2 separate regions of the Homo sapiens genome follow, and region 2 is linked to region 1. A link is an interaction called in ENCODE POLR2A ChIA-PET data of the cell type or tissue named here. Cell type or tissue: K562. All regions are shown on one strand. Links, peaks and the distances in the headings refer to the core of each region. The heading gives the core; the rest is flanking DNA.

Evidence for each region. Peaks named below come from ENCODE experiments on the same cell type or tissue, not always from the same donor. Only the 100,000 strongest peaks of a DNase experiment are listed, where the experiment ranks them.
Region 2: POLR2A ChIA-PET joins it to region 1 with 5 read pairs; 3 of 35 experiments call an interaction of 5 or more read pairs at or near these places.

The regions. Positions count from the first base shown.
Region 1 is chr6:109,175,705-109,192,329 of GRCh38, forward strand. It overlaps the pseudogene CCDC162P. Among named protein-coding and RNA genes, the nearest start is that of CEP57L1, 89 kb to the left of the region's middle. In K562, for the core only: a CTCF peak has its summit at 7,579; a DNase peak (open chromatin) is centred at 7,607.
Region 2 is chr6:109,444,603-109,448,602 of GRCh38, forward strand. It overlaps MICAL1 (microtubule associated monooxygenase, calponin and LIM domain containing 1), which reads right to left. Exons shown (of 25, transcript NM_022765.4): 13 at 3,601-3,791; 14 at 3,273-3,361; 15 at 3,079-3,120; 16 at 2,755-2,838; 17 at 2,471-2,627; 18 at 2,094-2,170; 19 at 1,534-1,810; 20 at 1,169-1,260; 21 at 814-927; 22 at 595-688; 23 at 294-393; 24 at 123-196. Among named protein-coding and RNA genes, the nearest start is that of SMPD2, 5.9 kb to the left of the region's middle. RefSeq lists a silencer at 3,404-3,453. In K562, for the core only: a CTCF peak has its summit at 972 (motif pointing left); DNase peaks (open chromatin) are centred at 975, 1,659 and 3,469.

The sequences.
Region 1 (16,625 bases), core at 5,803-9,802:
AAGTTTGCAAGCAACTCCCAAGTTTTAAAAGAACTGGCTCATCAAATAAAAAAATACAAAAAAAAAAAAAGGAAAACCCACAAAATTACCAGTATTACCAAGTTTGTAGTTGTCCAATCATGGTAGAAAAGACAGCGATTTTCTCACATGATTGTCATAGCCACAAAGATCATCACAGATTTTCATCTATTATCATTGCAAAAGTTGGCAATAAAATTGCTTTTATTAAAGGAATTAGTAAATTATAAACAAAACTTAAGGATTATTTTATTTTGGGAAAATGAATGACAGTGACCCTGTTTTTGTTTGCTTATTTCTCTCAGGGTGCAAGATATTTTCTGACTACAATGTACATGTTGATAATGCTCTGATAACAGCAGAGCAGTGTGTACATTTTGCTTTCACACATGCTTCTTTTGATCTTTGGTAATTTTTTAAAAAAATGCTTCCATGAACAGATAATGAGGTGGTTTATTATTATTTGAGGTAAAAGAGACAATAATATGGAGCGGTGGGAGCCAAAGTTTAAGAAAGTTTCTTTGGGGCCGGTCGTAGTGGCTTATGCCTGTAATCCCAGCACTTTGGGAGGCTGAGGCTGGCGGAACATGAGGTCAGGAGTTTAAGACCAGCCTGACCAACATGGTGAAACCCCGTCTCTACTAAAAATACAAAAATTAGCTGGACGTGGTGGTGTGCGCCTGTAATCCTAGCTACTCAAGAGGCTGAGGCAGAAGAATCGCTTGAACCCAGGAGGCAGAGGTTGCAGTGAGCCAAGATTACACCAAAGTGCTGGGATTACAGGCATGAGCCACTGTGCCTGGCTACTTTGGGTAAGATTTAGTAAAGGCCACATCATGAAAACAGTTAAGTTACAGTCATATGTTGAAAGACATTGGAAGGTTATAGAAGCAACAAAGACTAGAAGAACCAAAATTCCAGAAATGAAAGAGCCTTCCTAGGTGAGTTGACAGTCCCTGGCTATTTGCTTCCTTAGCCAATCTACCAATTCTAGTCACAGTGACAGTTTTGGCATAAGAACCCAAATGCGACAAACAGAAGCCAGGGAGACTTTTGAAGGCCATGGCTGCAGGAATGGCAGAGTTGAATCTAATGTCTGAAATATACCCATTGGATATTTGCTGAATGCCAAGGTGTGAAGGAGTCTGGGGGGCTGGTCTAGAAAGGCAAAGTAAAATCTGCAGTCTTGCCATGCTTAAAAGATAAACCCTGCTAGAAGGAGGAACTGCGTCAAATATACGACAGTTCTCTCCCTCAAATTTTTGCCAGATTTTGAACTTTCATGGGGTGGGAAACTAAGTTCGAACCTTTGAAGGACAGAATTTCAGAGATGAGGAAAAAGAGAAATGTCAATCTATCAATCAAAAGGCTCAGAAGGCACACCTAAGAAGGAAGTTGGAAAGGCAGGTAAAATCTGAGATTAGCTTAGGAGACAACACCCCACAGGAGAGAGGAAGCCAGCACAAAACACTTGGCCAGTTTTCCTCTCTAGACGTTTGCCAGATTTTGAAGCTGCAGGAGGTTAAAGAGCTAAACTAAAACCTCTAAAAGGGTAGAAATCTTCGGTTAAAAAAAAAAAAACACTAGCCAAAGAATAAAAACCTTACAATGGGCCGGGTGTGGTGGCTCATGCCTGTAATCCCAGAACTTTGGGAGGCTGAGGCAGGTGGATCACCTGAGGTCAGGAGTTTGAGACCAGCCTGACCAACATGGAAAAACCCCATCTCTACTAAAAATAAAAAATTAGCCAGGCATGGTGGCGCATGCCTGTAATCCCAGCTATTCGGGAGGCTGAGGCAGGAGAATCACTAGAACCCAGGAGGTGGAGGTTGCAGTGAGCCGAGATCGTGCCACTGCACTCCAGCCTGGGCAACAAGAGCAAAACTCGGTCTCAAAAAATAAAATTAAAAATTAAATATATATATATATATATATATATATATATATATATATAACTAATGTGTTGAGGACAAAATGGGGAAATAGGTAAATTCACTGTAATAAGATTTTAATATACCTAGCTCATATATCCTTTAAAAAATCAGTGATTACATCAATGGATATAAAAGATTTGAACAACATGACTAGCCAATATGATCTAATTGGCGTATATAAAACACTATTCCCAACATCAGAATACACATTTTTTCAAGTATACATGAAACATTTACCAAAATAACCATATGTTGGGTTATAAAGCAAGCTTGACATATTTTTAAAAATTGAAGTCATACGGAATATGTTCTCAGGCCACAGTGGAATCATACTAGAAACCATAACAGAAAGAACCAGTTTTAAATAACTCTTATGTCAAAGAAGAAATCATAATAGAAATTAGAAAATATTTAAAATATAGTGAAAACACAACATTAAAAACTTCTGTGATGTAGCTAGAATAGTGCTTAGAGGGAAATTTATAATATTAAATACATTACACGAGAGGTTAAAAATTATTTATCTAAACATCCATCTCAAGAGCTGGAAAAAGAAAAGCAAATTAAACTCAAGATAGTAAAAGCAATGATCTACTAAGTTAGGTGAGCAGAAATCAGTAAAAGAAAAGGCAGACATGAATAACCTAGAGAAAACTCAGTAATACTGGTTCTTTGAAAAAAATTAGTAAAATTGATAAATCTCTAATAAGACTGATCAAGATAAAAGCAAGTACAAGCTGGGCGCGGTAGCTCATGCTTGTAATCTCAGCACTTTGGGATGCCAAGGCAGGCGGATCACCTGAGGTCAGGAGTTCGAGACCAGCTTGGCCAACATGGTGAAACCCTGTCTCTAATAAAGATACAAAAATTAGCCAGGTGAAGTGGCACCTGCCTGTAATCCCAGCTACTCAGGAGACTGAGGCAGAAGAATCACTTGAACATGGGGGGCGGAGGTTGCAGTGAGCTGAGATTGTGCCACTGCACTCCAGCCTCGGCAACAGAGCAAGACTTCATCTCAAAAAAAAAAAAAAAAAAAAAAAAAAAAAGACAAGTACAGAAATTACCAATATCAGGAATATAAAAGGAGACAGCACTACACATTTTATAAATATTAAAAAGATAAGAAGTTTAAAAGGACAACATCAAGAAAGTGAAAGGATGACCCACAGAATGGAAGAAAATATTTGCAAATTGTACATCTGATAAGGGACATGTATCTAGAATATATAAGAACTCTTACAACTCATCAATAAAATACAAATAATCCAATTAAAAATAGGCAAAGGATCTGAATGGACATTTCTCCAAAGAAGACATACAAATGGCCAATAAGCATGTGAAAAGATGATTGACGTCATTAGCCACTGGGAAATGCAAATTAAAACCACAATAAGATACCACTTCACACCAACTAGTATGGCTTAAATTAAAAAGACAGATAGTAACAAGTGTTAGCAAGGCTGTGGAGAAATTGAAACTCTCATACATGGCTGATTGGAATGTAAAATGGTACAACCACTTTGGAAAAGTCTGGCAGTTTCTCAAAGGTCAAACATATTTACCCTGTAATTCCACTCCTACACATATACTCAAGGGAAATGAAAACAGATGTGCACAAAACCTTGTATATGAATGTTCATAGCAATATTATGTATAATTGCCCCCAAATTGAAACAACCCAGATGTCCATCAGTTGATGAACAAATAAAATGTAGTATAGTTGTTCAATGGAATATTATTCAGCCATTGAAAATGAATGAAGTGCTGATACATGCTACAACAAGGATGAGCCTTGAAAACATGCTAAGTAAAAGAAGCCAGTCACAAAGGACTACATATTGTATGGTTCTGTTGATATGAAATGTTCATATAAATCTGTAGAGACAAATCTGTAGAGAGAAAGTCAATTAGTGGTTGCTTATTGTTAGGAAGAAGAGGTAGCTTAGAGAAAAATGAGGAGTGGCTGGTAATGGCAATAGGGTTTCTTTTTAGGGTAATGAAATGTTCTAAAATCGATTGTGGTAATGATTGCACAACTCTGAATATACTAAATAAAAATCATTGATTGTGCATTTCATGTGAGTTAATCAGATGTTGTGTTAATTATATCTCAACAAAGCTGTTAAAAAGTATGATACTATGAAAAACCTCACATCCCCCCAAAATTCATCTACTTAGATGAAATGTGCTTATATATCCAAATGTTCTTTTAAAAGTCTTAATAAAATGAACACAAAAATAAATAGAAAATTGAATAGCTATATATCTGTTTAAAAAATTGAATCTGTAATTGAAGTCCTCCCATACAGAAAACTTCAGTTTACTATATTTCAGAGGTGATTTATTCCAAGTATTTAAGGAAGGATATAGCAATTATAAACATTCTTCAGAAAATAGAGAACACTTCACAACATGTCTTATGAGGCCAGCATAATGTTGATACCAAAATTTCACAAAAACATTATAAGAAAAATGACAGGCCAATGTCTCTCATGAACATAAATGCAAACATTCTGAAAAACATAGTAGAAAATTGAATACATTTTTCTATAAAAAAGATAACAAATTATGACCAAATGGAGTTTATTCTAAAAACACAATTTTGGATTAACTTTTGAAAATCTGTGAAATTAACCACATTAACAAATAGATGAGGGAGATCACATGATTAATAGATGCAGAAAAAGCATTTGACATAATTCACCCTTTCAAGAAAAAAGTAAAATAAGCCTCTCAGCAAACTAGAAGTAGAAGCAGGTTATTCAACTCAGACTATCAAATATATTTATCTCATGTCCCCTATGTTCTATAGACACAATGAAGGGAAAACACTAATGTGTTTATCTGAACAATGCCTAGGGGATGATGAAGCAGACTTGGAAGGAACCCGGGCCGTTGAGTGCCCATTTAGTAGTGGGGCTGCTCTACAACCCCAGACCATTTACATTAGCACCATTAGGTTAGAGAGATTTAAAAGATCTTTTTTCTTTGATTGATTGATTGATTGATTGATTGGAGACAGAGCCTCACTCTGTCACCCAAACTGGAGTAGAGTGGTGCTCACTGCAACCTCAGCCTCCTGGGTTCAAGCCATTCTGCCTCAGCCTCCTAAGTAGCTGGGATCACAGGTGTATGCCACCATGCCTGGCTAGTTTTTGTATTTTTAGTAGAGGTGGGGTTTCACCATGTTGGCCAGGCTGGTCTCGAACTCCTGGCCTCAAGTGATCCACCCACCTCAGCCTCCCAAAGTGCTGGGATTATAGGCATGAGTTTGTTCTTTTAGCCACTGGTGATGGTGTCTTTTTGTTACAATGGCTTAGCCACACCCCTACTAATGCAGAAGCTGGCATGTAATGTATTTCATTTGAAAGCATAGATGATTTGAAAGCATTTGATGATCAAGATGACTACGTATCAAAAATGTTTACCCAACAAGGTTACAGAGTATCTATCTGTGCAGATCAATAAAGAGAATTGGATTAGCCCACAGTGATATGGGACCAGTATGCTTATCAGTTTAAATTCTGGCATTTGCTAGAATAAAAATAATTGTTTTATTTTGGTACATATCACATTATCAAGTTTTGGGAGCCTTTAAAACACTTGAAGCTGTGCTGATTTATGTATTTTGATGAGCTTAACTATTTACATTTATTATAATTACTGTTACATTTGAACTTAATTCTGCCATACTTCTTTTTGTTCCCCCCCACCACCACTTTTCTTACCTTCTATTGCAGGGGTCCCCAGTCCCCAGGCCATGGACCAGTACTCATCAGTGGCCTGTTAGGAACTGGGCCACACAGCAGGAGGTGAGCACAGGCAAGCAAGCATTACCACCTGAGCTTCCTCTGGTCAGATCAGTAGCAGCATTTGGAGTCTCATAGGAGCATGAACCCTATTGTGAATGGTTCATGTGAGGGATCTAGGTTGCGTGCTCCTTGTGAGAATCTAGCTAATGCTTGATGATCTGAGGTGGAGCAGTTTCATCCTGAAACCATCCCTCTGCCTGGCCACCTGCTGCTTCCCATCCATGGAAAAATTGTCTTCCATGAAACCAATCCCTGTTGCCAAAAAGGTTGGGGACCACCGTTTATTGGATTTAAAAGTCCTATCTCACCCCTTACTCCCACTTCTTTGGGAAGCTCTAGGATACATTTCTTTTTTTTTTTTTAATAGGTACGGATATTTTTATTTTATTTTTATTTTTTCCTATTTTTTATTATACTTTAAGTTCTAGGGTACATGTGCACAACGTGCAGGTTTGTTACATATGTATACATGTGCCATGTTGGTGTGCTGCACCCATTAGCTCATCATTTACATTAGGTATATCTCCTAATGCTATCCCTCCCCACTCCCCTCATCCTATGACAGGCCCTGGTGTGTGAAGTTCCCCACCCTGTGTCCAAGTGTTCTCATTGTTCAATTCCCACCTACGAGTGAGAACATGCAGTGTTTGGTTTTCTGTCCTTGCGATAGTTTGCTCAGAATGACGGTTTCTAGCTTCATCCATGTCCCTACAAATGACATGAACTCATCTAGATGCATTTCTATTCTTTTACTCATCACCTTGAAACTTTTAAAATAGTTACTCAGTATTTCTTTTCTAAACGTGTCTGCTTTATCCCCATCCAAGCCTGCTGTAACCACACATTGAACACCCCCAAACCTTGCTCAAGCTGATCTTACTATTTTTGTCTTAAATTTTAACCACGTTTTAAATGCATAAAAATTATGTATTATACATAATTATGAATTACAAATAATTAAATGTACTTATTTTTAAAAACATGATTGAAGAAATTCTCTTTTCTCGCAATCTCTTTTCTAAGACTAAATGAGTTCCCAGTGCTTGCCTGACACACGGTAGGTTCTCAATAAATGAAGCACACCTCCCATACCCCTCCAAATAAACAGTTGTCTCTTTAAACCTAGACATGAGTGCTCAGCAGGCATGTATTTCTCTGGGTTGGATTCATTTCATGGACAGTTGTCAAAGACTGACCCCTTTATGTTAATTTTCTGAATACTGTGCTTGACTGTGTTGCAAGCTAAACAGTACAGGATTAAATGTTCTCATTTCTGAGCTGTGAAGTGTTGAAACTGATCAAGAAATGAAGGCAGAATGTCCGTCCTTTGGGAGAATAATCAGCCAGTCTATGTTGCTGCCACTCTTGGCTGCCGATTGGAATGCAGCTGTTAAGGCAGCTGTTTAACTGTTTGCCCAACTTGAAAGGACACTGCCAAATGGCAAATATTTTCTATAACAACATTTTACTTTTGCTAAGAACAATAACAGTGCATTTTATTGAGCTCCAATGGCGTGCCAAACACGACAGATTTATTACTAGGCAGGTTCACAACCTGGACTGAACATGGATGCTCATTTCCATTTTTCATATATTTAGAAAAAGAATAAATGGGCTCCCAAAGGAAGCCTCTACACAAAACATCTCTACAGCTTAATTATTTGTTGAAATGACAGCATATTAACTTGAGAAAATGAAATATCTCAAAAGGAAAGATGAGAGTCTAGAAATATCACAGGAAAAAAATAAGGTTTAAGTATTTTAAATCTCTCTAATGTGGCCTAAGAGAGACTTAACTCATACTTGTCCAGGACAGGTGAGGGCAGCAGTAACACAAGGAAATACATCATCTGTTGAATCCCCTGCAACTTATGGGTCCCAGGACTTCTGAGTCATGCAGTTAATCTACATTGTTAATTAGAATGTTGATACTAAGTACTTAACAAACAATTATGTTGAATTTGACAGACTGTGAACCAGGTGAGGTGGGGTGGGAGGTTATCAGCTGTTATTTAATGGTAAAACCGGTATGCTAAATGTAGGCAGTCAAAATTAAGAAAACACATTCAAATGCGGAAGTACAATTTTCTATTAGAAGTCAGCAATAACTGCCATTCACAGAAGTTACTGTGTAATCCCCACAAACATTTATCAAGACTGCAGAGGTGAGGGGTGGTGGGGGGTGCATTCTCACTTATTAAACCCCACAGCCAAAGCTGAAGCAGAGATGTTTTTGAAGGTGAACTGGGCTAATCAAAGGCATGGCCAGTGGAGATTCTAACCTACTTTTTCTCTACTGTTTACTAGATGTTAATTAAATCACAAATGACAACAGTCTAATAGCAAAATGCATGCATTTCTACAAAGTTGACATGATTTCTTGGACAAAGATAGACAAAGTTCAACATGCTGGATAATGGTCACTGAGGGCATCAAGATTTGTGATCCTCTTTTTCAGGGATACAGAAAAACAGCAAATACAAATCATGGATGAAATTTATAAGATCACTTCCACAGAAAGGGTCCAGCTGTTGGAGAAAAAACTGGCTGTGCAACTGACTGAACTGAAGTCTGAGATAGAAGAGCAGGGAGCTCTTCAGGGAACAGCTAATCGAGTTTACAGGTAAATAGTGGCACTGAGAAGGTGTGATCTTCAGGGGCTTTACTCCCCACTCTCACTCCGTAATCTACATCAGCACCCTCTCTTCTTTTTACATAGACAATTGGCATTATCTCCAGTTCAGATAAATAGTATATAATAGCAGTTTCAGGTACCCATTTCTAACCTGATTGCTACCTCTAAGATTTTTCTATATTCTAGATTTGTTAAGACAGATCCAAGCAAAAGTCTTACCAAGGAAAATGTAAGTGTTTTTACATGTTAATTAATGCTATTGTCTTGAAGTTACAGGAGCTATAATACAAATCATACTCAATGAAAGGAGATCTCATTTTACCCAATAATATTTTAATTGAATTTGACTTTGATGTTGGTGAGAAATTTAAAAGCTGAAATAATGGTAGGCACTTAGTAATACATTATGCAAAACAATGTTCTGTGAGTGTTATCAGCACTCTGGATTCTTGCTGTCTCCCAGGATAGAAATCAAGAGAGATCACCAAACAGAGCAGCAGCAAAGGTAAGTGTATTCAGGTTGTGCACAAGGGAGCCAGCACCAAGAAAGGAAAAGGAAAGAGATGCTCTCCAAGGGTAGTGTGTGCGTTAGTTTTATAGCATCCTTTGATAGAGAAGGGTTACATCAGGGCACATATGGCGGGGTGCGGGGGGTGTGGTTTCTAGTGCTCATACAGTGGCTCAACATGCTTCTTCATACATCAAATGTAGCATTAGCATTTTAAATCTCCACCCAAGGCATTATTCTTAGCACAAAAATGAGGAAGGGGTAACTATAGGTTGAGTTTTAGTTCTAACTGCACCTGTGGGGCTTTGTGGAAGTCTCTATCCCCCCAAAGTAGGAACTTGCTGTTAATAACTCCTTGGGTCTTTTGTTACTGATTTGCTGAGAGTTAGGTAAGCTAGGGCTTGAGTAGGGGCTTCTGTTCTCCTCTAGAGCAGATCACAACAGGAAGCCAGCCAGCCTGTTTCATTAGGAGCTCTTCTATAGGTAAGTGCTGCCAACAACAGCAATCAAGTTATTGTAGAGAAACAAGAGACACAGATCAGCCCCTAATGGCAAGTCTCATGGACCCAGGACCTTCATATCCCTGTTTCTGATACTGCCACAACTGATCAAAAGGAGCAATATAAGAACCCTGTTAGGTTGAATCATTGAGAAAACACAATGTGGATGGTGAGAGGTTTGGAGAGGTCAGAAGATGCAGTAAGCAGGTGAATTAGTACTTCATTCCAAAGACAATTCTGAAGAACCAGCATTTCATATGTTTTTTAATTAGTATTTAAAACCATTAGGTGTCTGAAGCAAATCAGATTGTGTGATGAGATGGAAAGATCATGGAACCATGCAAGTCATAATTTCTCTCAATTTTGGTTTCTTTATTTGAAAAATGAGGTTAGTACCTTGCCTACCTACATAAGGTTGTGAGGATAATGAAATAATGCATGTTAAAGTATTTTTAAGACTAGAAAACACAATGCAAAGATGGAGTGTTGATATTATTATGATTTAAATGTCAGAATGTCAGGCAAGTGACTCCCCAGTGTACACTGGGATAAGAAAGGCTTTCTGATGTCTCTTAGAATCGAGTGATGGGAAATCCTGGATAGCCTTATTTGTCTACTCCCCCAAATCACCCAACACTGCACCTAACAAATACTTCTTGAGCACCTTCTGTTTTCCAGGTGCTGTGCTAGGTTCTAGAGTCCAAGGAACATGGAAATATCCACTCCTGATAATCACTTTAACATTCTCATTCCACTAGATTGAAAAATCTATTGAGGCTTGGAGAAGAACTGTGTGTCTTAAACATTTCCGCCCCCCCCCCCCCGTTTTTTTTGCATCCTTTCCCTTGTTTTACTCCACAAACCCAAGACTTTGCAGTGGTTAAGTGTTTCATAAATTCTTGCTGAATGAATAAATGAATGAATGTATGTTGAATGAACAATGCTTGATGAACGTATGAGTAAATCTCTTTTTGCAGGTTGATGTACACACTACTTATGTTCACCAGTCTCTTCAGGGTCATTCACAGGCACTTTGAGGCTAACTGAGAGGAAAGACAAGATCTGAGTGAGAGAGGGCTGGGTAGCTAAGCCCATGACCCTCCCCATCTCCCAGTATGCCAAAGATAAGAAGACAAGAGGGCAGGGGAAAGTTTCTTGTGTTTCTCTAGCTGCCTAGTAATAGCTGATCCCTTTTCTGGTTGGTTACTCATTCCCCACCGCCACAAGGCTGCAGCCAGGATTCAGAATGACAGAAATTATACCTCAGGTTTATTACCGGTTTTATTCTCAAATCCCTTTCAGAGCTCACCTCTTTTTCTTTTTCCATTAAAGCGAAGATATTAGGAGATAAGAGGGGCATTATCTCCAACTTCAGGGGTGGAAATTTGACACAATGTGTCTAAATGGGTTGCTTAGGCTCACTTGACTGATGGATTTCTTGACTGTCAGCCTGGGGTTCTTTTCACAGAACCACTGCCTGCAGTGGGGGAAATTGCTGGCAAGTGTACAAACTAACAGTGTATTTTTATCTTCCCTTAAAACTTATCTGGGAACTCATAGGCCATATGAACAATAATAACCTAAATGTCACTGCTTACACCTCCTGCATAATCTCTAGGTGGTCTCTCACCTGTGTTCCAGACTACCTGCTGTGGCCCCTTACCAATGTCTGCAAAATACTATCTTGAGAAAGTGATGTCTGCATCAGGGTTGCTGTTTCCTGATGTTTTCAAAGCTGCCAAACCTTGGGATATATCTTATCCCAAATGTGGAGCACTCTGCTGTTCCTGACCCAGGGTCCACCCCCTTACCAGGTGACCCCACAGCTTGTGCCTCCTTGTATCAGAGTCCATGGTAAAAACAACAGGTCCCTCATCAGTGGGTGTGAACAGGAATCCACAAGGCTGCTTAAACAGGCACTTCTGCTATAAATGTTTTTCCTACGAATCAATAATTTTCCTGAAGCATTAAGTTTGGTTAAAATGATTCCTGAAGTATTTCATGTTTGATATTTAAGAGTCATTCCCACCCCCCAGCAGATAATTCATCAAGAACACAAAAATAAAAGCATTTTATTTTAAATTACACGATACTGGTTTTATGTGCCAACTAGGGTGAAAATGGGATCTGAGAGGCACAATATTTGTCAGAGATAAGGTTGCTGGAGGGAATTCAGGTGGGGAAATAAAAATCCTCACCATTGTGTCCCTCCCTTTATTCTGCAGTAGGAAATAGTGAAGTGAATCAAGGGTAGAACGAAATACTCTGTTTGTTTGGGGAGGGGAGAGAAAAATTGGCCCAGGGAAAAGTTTAGCAAACATGCTAATCAAAGAAGAATCAAGAAAGATTCTAACCAAAACAAAAGGATGTGGCCTTTGCGTGCCCTCAATAATCCAGTATAATATGATATACTTATTCAGAAATGAGCAGTTGTGAAGAGTTACAGATTAATCATGGTCTATCTATAATCTGGTCGATTACAGCTTCTGTAATTACCACTTATATTGCATAAATCTTTCTGCAGCTCTATTCAAATGCCAAAGGATATTTATTACTTTAGAAGAGAGAGGGAACTAGCACTGAAGAAAACCTTACAGGTGAGTAAGACAGTGGGCTATTTCAATATGACAATAAGTTTGATTTTGCTGACTGGTAACTTTTAGCAGAAACAGTATTTTTGCAGACAAACAGCTGATGCTATTAACAGTATTTATGAGAACAGTCCACTATTCAGCTTACCACTGAATCAGAGCAGACCATTATTTCCTTGGAAATGTCTGATTTTGTGATATTTGAAATTTTACAGTTCTTTAATTTGGGATGTTAAAACTAGTTATTTGGGTTTAGGTGGCCGAGTCGAAGCCCCTTGTTGTTCAGGCAGATGCCGTGCAGAGGGAGCTAGAGAGCTGCCTAAGAAGGGAGTACACCCCTGAAAATTTACCTTTGCTTCTGTTGCAGGTAAGAGTGATACTGCAATTTGAAAAATTCATTTGAAATTAGTAGAAATGTATGGGCAAACTGGCTTTCAGGAATATCCTTTCGCTAGGGTAGGTTTTGTTTTTCTCGACATGTATAGTTTGCAGAACTTGGCTAGTGTAAACGCTGTTCTTTGTTAGAGATCTATTTCACAGTTTTAAATTCAGCTTAAAGGCACGGAACAATTGACTGAATTTCTGCTAAGTACTTTCTGTGTCGATAATGTAGGGCAATACCACATTGACTAGGACAGTTCTAGCCCTTAAAAAGCTATTGGCTGTGGCCAGGCATGGTGGCTCATGCCTGTGATCCCAGCCCTTTGGGAGGCCGAGGCAGGCAGATCACTTGAGGTTAGGAGTTCAAGACCAGCCTGGCCAATATGGTGAAACCCCGTCTCTACTAAAAATAGAAAAATTAGCTGGGCATGGTGGCGCATGCCTGTAGTCCCAGCTACTCAGTAGGCTGAGGCAGAAGAATCGCTTGAACCTGGGAGGCAGAGGTTGCTGAGAGCTCAGATCAAGCGACTGCACTCCAGTCTTGGCCTCCCAAAGTGCTGGGATTACAGGTGTATGCCACTGTGCCAAGCCCTGGAAATTTCTATTAAGAAAATAACTCAAGACATGGGAAAAAGAGTTTTCCATAAAGATTATTATTGCAGCATTATAATAAAAGTAAAACATTAGGATTGCCTGAATATCCACCAATAAGAGAAAGAGTTAAGAAAAACAGTACGGTACATGGTAGAATATTGTTCTGCCATTAAACATTTTTTATTGTTAAATTAAGTTTAGCTTAAAGCTGCCTCATTTTAAGTTCAGAACCCTTGGTAAGGTTTCTCCCTACATAGTGACGTGTAACCTAACTGGACTGTAAATAGACCATAACCTACTCTTGTAACAAGTAACTGAGTCTCAGCCAATCACAGAAGCCATACTTCAGCCACTTGCAGGCAGCCAACTGTTCAAAGTGTGTTCAAATAAGGCAAACACTGAGCTGTAACCAATCTGACTGTTTCTGTACCTCACATCTCTTTTCTGTTACTTCACTTTCCTTCTTCTGTCCATAAATCCTCTTTCACTGTGCAGCAGTGCTGGAGTCTCTCTGAACTTACTCTGGTTGGGGGGCTAGGAGGGCTGCCCAATTCATGAATTGTTCTTTACTTAATTAAACTCTGTTAAATTTAATTTGTCTAAAGTTTTTCTTTTAACATTAGCATAAGGAATTATTATATATGAAATATTAGTTAATAAAAACTAATGTGTGTATGTATGTGTGTCATAATGGTCAAGTATGTATAGAAAAAAAATCACTTGAAGGACTTAGACCAAATGCTAATGAATGTTATGTTTGGATGGCAGGATAATGAAGTTCCCCTTTTTACTTTTATATGTTTGCTAAATTTTCTATAATAAGTATATATTATTTTGATTTTAAAATTCCTTGTTCTCTATTCCTGTGTTACAAGTTATATCTTACCTATGCATACAAATTAGTTCTTTAGCAACTAGTTAGGAATTAACTATTACATTAATCACAAAGAAACAAAAGATATTGAGATACTATTTGCAAGTCAAATTGTCATCATTGTCTTCATTCAGGATTATCTTTCCCTATCATTTCTGGCATTTTTCATTCTTTTGTGTATATCAGTGTTTCTCAAGGGACAGAGAAGAGGGGTAGAGATAGAAGATATTTTGTGCCCCAAGGGACATTTGGAAATGTCTGGGGATATTTCTTGTTGTCATAATTTGGGTGAGGGGTATGATTGGTTGCTACTAGCATTAAGTGAGTAGAGGCCAAGGATGCTGCTAAACATTCTACAATGCACAAGGCAGCCTCTCACAATGAAGAATTATGTAGTCCCCAATGTCAATAGCTGCTGAGGTTGAGAAACTCTAGTATTATCTAAACTTCCATAGGACATAATTTGCCTTCTCTCTGAAGAATTTTCTTTAGCATTTCTAGTAGTTCAGGTCTGCAAGGGACAAATTCTCAGTCTTTGTTATTTTGAAAGAAGTATTTCCCCTTCATTTTGGAAAGATATTTTTGTTCAGCATAGAATTCTGGTTTGGTGATTTTTTATTGCTTTAAAATACTGCTCCATTGTCTTTTCTCTTTTGTCTTACATAGTTTCTCTTTCTTTCTTTCTTTTTCTTAGGTGACAGCTTTATTTTCATTAAGTATACACATTTTTGCAATTAAGATTAATTATACAAAAAATATAAAACATGCCATTTTAAAATAGAACTGTGGAATAGTTTGAATTTTTATCACTACTATATGTAAGTACACATGTTTATTCATAAGCTAAAAGGAAACTCAAATATATATCATAACAGGAAAGAGCACTTCACTAATTTAAGTGATTTTTTTTTTCTGTCAGCCTCTCACCATTTGCTTACTTGAACTAATGTGATATGGTTTGGCTGTGTCCCCACCCAAATCTCAACTTGAATTGTAGCTCCCATAATTCCCATGTGTCATGAGAGGGACTCGGTGGGAGGTAATGGAATCATGGCGGTGGGTCTTTCCCATGCTGTTCTCATGATAATAAGTCTCACAGATCTGATGGTTTTATAAAGGAGTGTTCCCCTGCACATGTCCTCTTGCCTGCCACCACATAAGGTGTCCCTTTGCTCTTCCTTCGTCCTCTGCCATGATTGTGAGGCCTCCCCAGCCATGTGGAACTGTGAGTCAATTAAACCTCTTTCCTTTATAAATTACCCAGTCTCATGTATGTCTTTATTAGCAGCACGAGAATGGACTGATACAGTAAATTTATACTGTTAGAATGGGGTACTGCTCTAAAGATACCTGAAAATGTGGAAGCAACTTTGGAACTGGGTAACAGGCAGAGGTTAGGACAGTTTGGAGGGCTCAGAAGAAGAAAGGAAGACGTGGGAAAGTTTGAAACTTCCCAGAGACTTGTTGAATGGCTTTGACCAAAATGCTGATAGTGATGTGGACAATAAAGTCCAGCCTGAGGTGGTCTCAGATAGAGATGAGGAACTTATTGGGAACTGGAGCAAAGGTGACTCTTGCTATGTTTTAGCAAAGAGACTGGCAGCATTTTGCCCTTGCCCTAGAGATTTGTGGAACTTTGAACTTGAGAGAGATGATTTAGGGCATCTGACCAAAGAAATTTGTAAGCAGCAAAGCATTCAAGAAGTGAATTGGGTGCTGTCAAAAGCACTCAGTTTTATGGATTTGCAAAGTTATGGTTTGGAATTGGAACTTACATTTAAAAGGGAAGCAGAGCATAAAAGTTCAGAAAACTTGCAGCCTGATGATGTGATAGAAAAGAAAAACCCATTTTCTGAGGAGAAATTCAAGCTAGCTGCAGAAATTTGTATAAATAACAAGGAACCAAATGTTAATCAGCAAGGCAATGGGGAAAATGTCTTCTGGGCATGTCAGAAGTCTTCATAGCAGCCCCTCCCATCACAGGCCTGGAGGCCTAGGAGGAAAAAATGGTTTCCTGGGCTGGGCCCAGGGCCTTGCTGCTTTGTGCAGTCTCAGAACTTGGTGTCCTGAGTCCCAGCCATGGCTAAAAATGGTCAATGTAGAGCTCAGGCCATTGCTTCAGAGGGTGCAAGCCCCAAGCCTTAGCAGCTTCCACATGGTGTTGAGCCTGCAGGTGCACAGAAGTCAAGAACTGAGGTTTGGGAACCTCCACCTAGATTTCAGATGATGTGTGGAAATGCCTGGGTGTCCAGGCAAAAGTTTGCTGCAGGGCAGAGCCCTCATGGAGAACCTCTGCTAGGGCAGTGTGGAAGGGAAATGTGGGGTGGGAGCCCCTATATGGGGTCCCCACTGGGGCACTGCCTAGTGGAGCTGTGAGAAGAGGGCCACCATCCTCCAGACCCCAGAATGGTAGATCCACTGACAGCTTTCACCGTGCACCTGGAAAAGCTGCAGACACTCAACGCCACCCCATGAAAGCAGTCAGGAGTGGGGACTGTACCTTGCAAAGCCACAGGGGCAAAGCTGCTCAAGACCATGGGAATGCACCTCTGGCATCAGCGTGACCTGGATGTGAGTCATGGAGTCAAAAGAGATCATTTTGGAGCTTTAAGATTTGACTGCCCTGCTGGATTTCAGATTTGCATGGGGCCTGTAACCCCTTTGTTTTGGTCAATTCCTCCTATTTGGAATGGGTATATTTACCCAATGCCTGTACCTCCATTGCATCTGGGTAGTAACTAACTTGCTTTTGATTTTACAGGCTCATAGGCAGAAGGC
Region 2 (4,000 bases), core at 1-4,000, 260 kb after region 1:
CTCCTGAATTGTCTCAGAGGTACACAGACTAGAGCATCATGTTGCTTGGTCAGTATCTGAGATCATGAGGCTTGCATGACACATCCCTGGGATGTGTCTGCTTCTCCCCACATTTCACCTACCTTCCCGGTTCATGTAGCCTCGTAGCTCCTGGTCCAGCTGCCACTGTTTCTCCTCCAGATTCAATTCCTGCACCCTGTGGAGGTCAGGGATTGTAGAAGCAGAGCTGTCTAAGGTGCCCAAGGGGCTGGAGCCTGGCCCATGGGCCACTGTCACCATCCCCTTCCCCTTACGTGATCATGAGCTCGGCCTCCTCAGCCACCAGGCTGTTTTTCTTGTCAACGAGCTGTAGCAGCTGTCCTACCCATAGTTTCTTTTGCTGTTCTGGGGAACCTGAGAAGAAGGAAGATGGGTAGGGTGATCAGGAGGCTTCCAGCCAGCACCACAGGAGTTACAGGCTTAGGGGAGACAGGAGAGCCGGGTGTCACAGGTATGTGTTAGCTGTGTGGCATAGCCACTGGGACTCCTACGGGCTGGAGCGTGGAGCTGAACACAGTGCTAGAAGGCAGAGGGGTGTCCTAGCTTGTCACTCACTGCTCTGGCGCCTCAAGGCCAGCTCCAGCTTCACGCCCTCGGCCTCTAGCTCCCTCAAGGCAGCCTCAATCTCATTTAGTCGCCGTTGGATGGTCTGAGGGGTACAAGACAGAATATCCAGGAGTCTCTAGGTTGCTCAAGAACAGAGCACTGGAGGAACTCTGATCTCAGTCTCAGAACTTTGACCCCATCAGAATTTTGGGAACCCCCGGGCTTCACCTGGGCCTTGCAGAACCTCTTCATCTCCTCCTCCTTCGCACGGCGCAGCAGAGTCCGACGCCATGTTGGGTAGTTATTCATGGTGCCTGAGGTCTTGGCAAAGGTCTGCAGGGCCTATAGGAGGGTCAGGCCAGTCAGGGATAGGGCCTGGGCCCCCTGGTGGATAGGAGTGTTGTTTGGAAAGGCAGAAAATAACCCGTGCTGAAGTGGGGTAAGCTCTGGTAGAAAAGGTAGAGGCCAGAGATATGACAGGCCAAGTGAGAAGACATTCCAAGAGAAGGGTGCAGTGGACCAGTGCAGGTTTCTCCTGTAGTGGGCTGGAGAGCGTTTTGTGGCTGCACGCTGGCCCACTCACCTGTTCCACATCTGAGTCCAAAGGCACATCTTCTTCTTCCTCTTCACTGGAGAAGGGACTCTCTTTTTCCTCCTTCTCCATGGCCACAAGAGCTGAGAAGAAGAACTGAGACGTTCTACTGCCTCCAGCGCCTGCCCCAGTCAGGCAACAAAGAGCATGGTGGTGACGGAGGCCCTGCAAGTCTGGTAAAGACTGAATGTATGTGTTGGGGCATGGGAGGAACTGAGAAGAATGGAGCAGAGGAGAGGCTGCCACGGCCTGGGATCCCCACAACTTCCCTCTGTATTCCCCAGAATTCCTCTGCAGGAAGCCAGTGCTCCCACCCTGTCCCACCCTGGGTCAGCACATCTGTGAGGATGGGTTACCTTGAGGGCTCTGGACTGGCAGGCCCCAGCCCACAAAGCTGCTCTCCAGGGCGTGGCGGGCCAAGGCGGAGCAGCTGCGGGGAGGCTTGGGTGGAGGCTCCATTTCCGGGTCAGGGGTAAGGTTAAGGGAGGACAACCGCTGGCGCTCCGGGCTGGAGAGGCGGATCTGCCGACGGGTGGGCTGGCTGGGATCTGGAACAGGACCGGCCCCCTCCTGCGAGGCTGTGGGAGTTGAGAGGCCTGGTGGCATGCTATTCTCACTTGGTGTGGGGAGCTCCTGGAAAAGCCACCATGTGGAGTGAGGTCGGGGGGTGAGGCCACCCCTTCGGAGCAAAGGTGAGCCTTGGCATTCATTCACTTAAAACCATTTACAAACAGTGTCTGGCTGTGTTTTAGATACTTGAGAGAACAAGAAGTGTAAGCAGACAGGCATCCCTGCCTTCACAGAGCTTACATGCTAGTAGAAGACGACATTCAGTTACCCCCAGCAAAGCGCTGGTTTGACGAGACCCTCTTCCTCTTCCCATGCCCCAATATACATACACGCCTTCAGTCTTTACCGGACTCTCAGGGCCTCTATCGCTGCCTTCCGCTTTGTGGTCTGTCTGGGGCAGGTGCTGGAGGCAGTAGAAATGTCCTGGAAAGGGTAGAGAGGGGAGGAGGCATTTGGTGTGGGCAGCCCAGTGCCCAGACACGCAACAGTTTATGAAGGAAGGTGGGGAAAACAAGACAGATTTGCAGGTGAATTTCTGCCAGCCTCCTGTTCCTCAGAACCACACATCTGGAGCTTTGCAGGGGACAGAGAAGACCCTGAGCTCAGGAGAACGAAGTGCCATCTTGAGCCTGTTTCCATCCTGTGCCTCTCTACCTCAAGCTCTGTGTCCCCCAAGCAGGGCCAGGCCCAGAGTCTCTCTGGAGGTCTCCCAGGCCCACTCACCATCTCCTGGGTGCTGCTCGTAGCCACCTGGCCACAGTGTGGCCTCACAGGTATGGCAGCGGAAGCAGCTCCGGTGGAAGAAATGGCCGTTGACACAGAGGCGTTCCAGGACATAGAGGTGTTCCCCACAAAGTGCACACAGGTCCCCAGCACCGGCCTGCGTGGACCCCCAGGACACAGGGTCAGGTGGAGCCAAGGCCAGCTCCAAAGTTCTTTCCCTCCCATGAAACGCCCCTGCCCTGCCCTCCCCGGGCCTCTGCCTGCACACAAAGCCTGGCTCTCACCTCCTGGTGTTGGGATGGGGGTGTCAGGGGTACACCAGGCTCTGGGTCAGGTGGCACCTCAGTACTTGGGGTCTCGGCCTCCATCTAAGGAGGTAAGTGCTCAGGCAGGGAGGGTAGAGGGGCAGGGCCAGCTGGGAGGGGATGCGTACAGATGAACACAAGGGGCTGAAGGGAAGGGGAGTGAGACTAGGCAGGGAGGCTGGATGGGGGGGTTACAGGACCTGGGGTGGGGAACAAGACATGGGATGAGAAATAGGGAAGACAGTACCAGGAAAGGGGATAAAATGTGGGGTAGGAGACCGACCCGCCCCTGCCTGCATTCACCTCCAAGCGCAGCTTCTTGCCACCAGCATCCTCTGCATTTTCCTGCAATAAGTCCTAACAGCTCTAAGTGTGATGTTTTGAGGTCCCAGTCCTCCCCACTTTCTGAATGTCCTCACCATCACCCCAGGATCTCCACTGGGTACCCCCCTGCCCACTCCTCCCTGCTCAGCTCCAGCCCTGCCTAAACTCTCCACCTTGGCCCGGGATCGCTGCAGGGTCCTCTGAAGTTTACTAAGGAATAATACAGCACTGGAGGTCCCTGGGGAGGCCTGGCTGACAGGGCCTGCGGGGAGAGCCAGGGCATCAGTGTGGATGGGGGGTGCCAATACTGTACTCTCAGAACAGACAGTCACTCTCCAACCCAGAAGGACACCTCTCCCAGGCTGGCCCTCAGAGGGCGCCTTCTTCCTCTTTCTGACACACACACACACACACACCGCCTTCTCCCTCTGTCACACACACACACACACACACACACACCTCCCCATCCCAGTTATCCTGCCCGCCTTTCCTTCAGGTCACCTGGGCTGTGGGCCATGCTCTTGAAGGCACTGTGGAAGTGGCTGAGGTAGGCAATGAGGCCCAGTGGGTCACTCCCTGCTACCACGGCCTGTGCAGACACCACCGGTGTGATGCCCAGCTCATTCTCTGCCACCTTTAGTGCCCAAGCAGTTGCTTCCAGAGCTCCCAGCCCCTGCAGCTCTGAGGGTTCCCTGTGGGATGTCAGGGAGAAAAGCCAACTAGAGACAAGAACCTAGCCCCACTGAGGGGAGGAAGGGCAGCAGGAGGGGAGGGACAGCAAGCAGCAGCTGGGGTACAAGAAGGCTTGAAGGTAGGTGTGTAGTCTCTGCTACCCAGTGCCCAACCCAGTGACACTACTCCTGGCTTTGGGGGCCTGTGCCATTCACAAAGCTCTCCACTA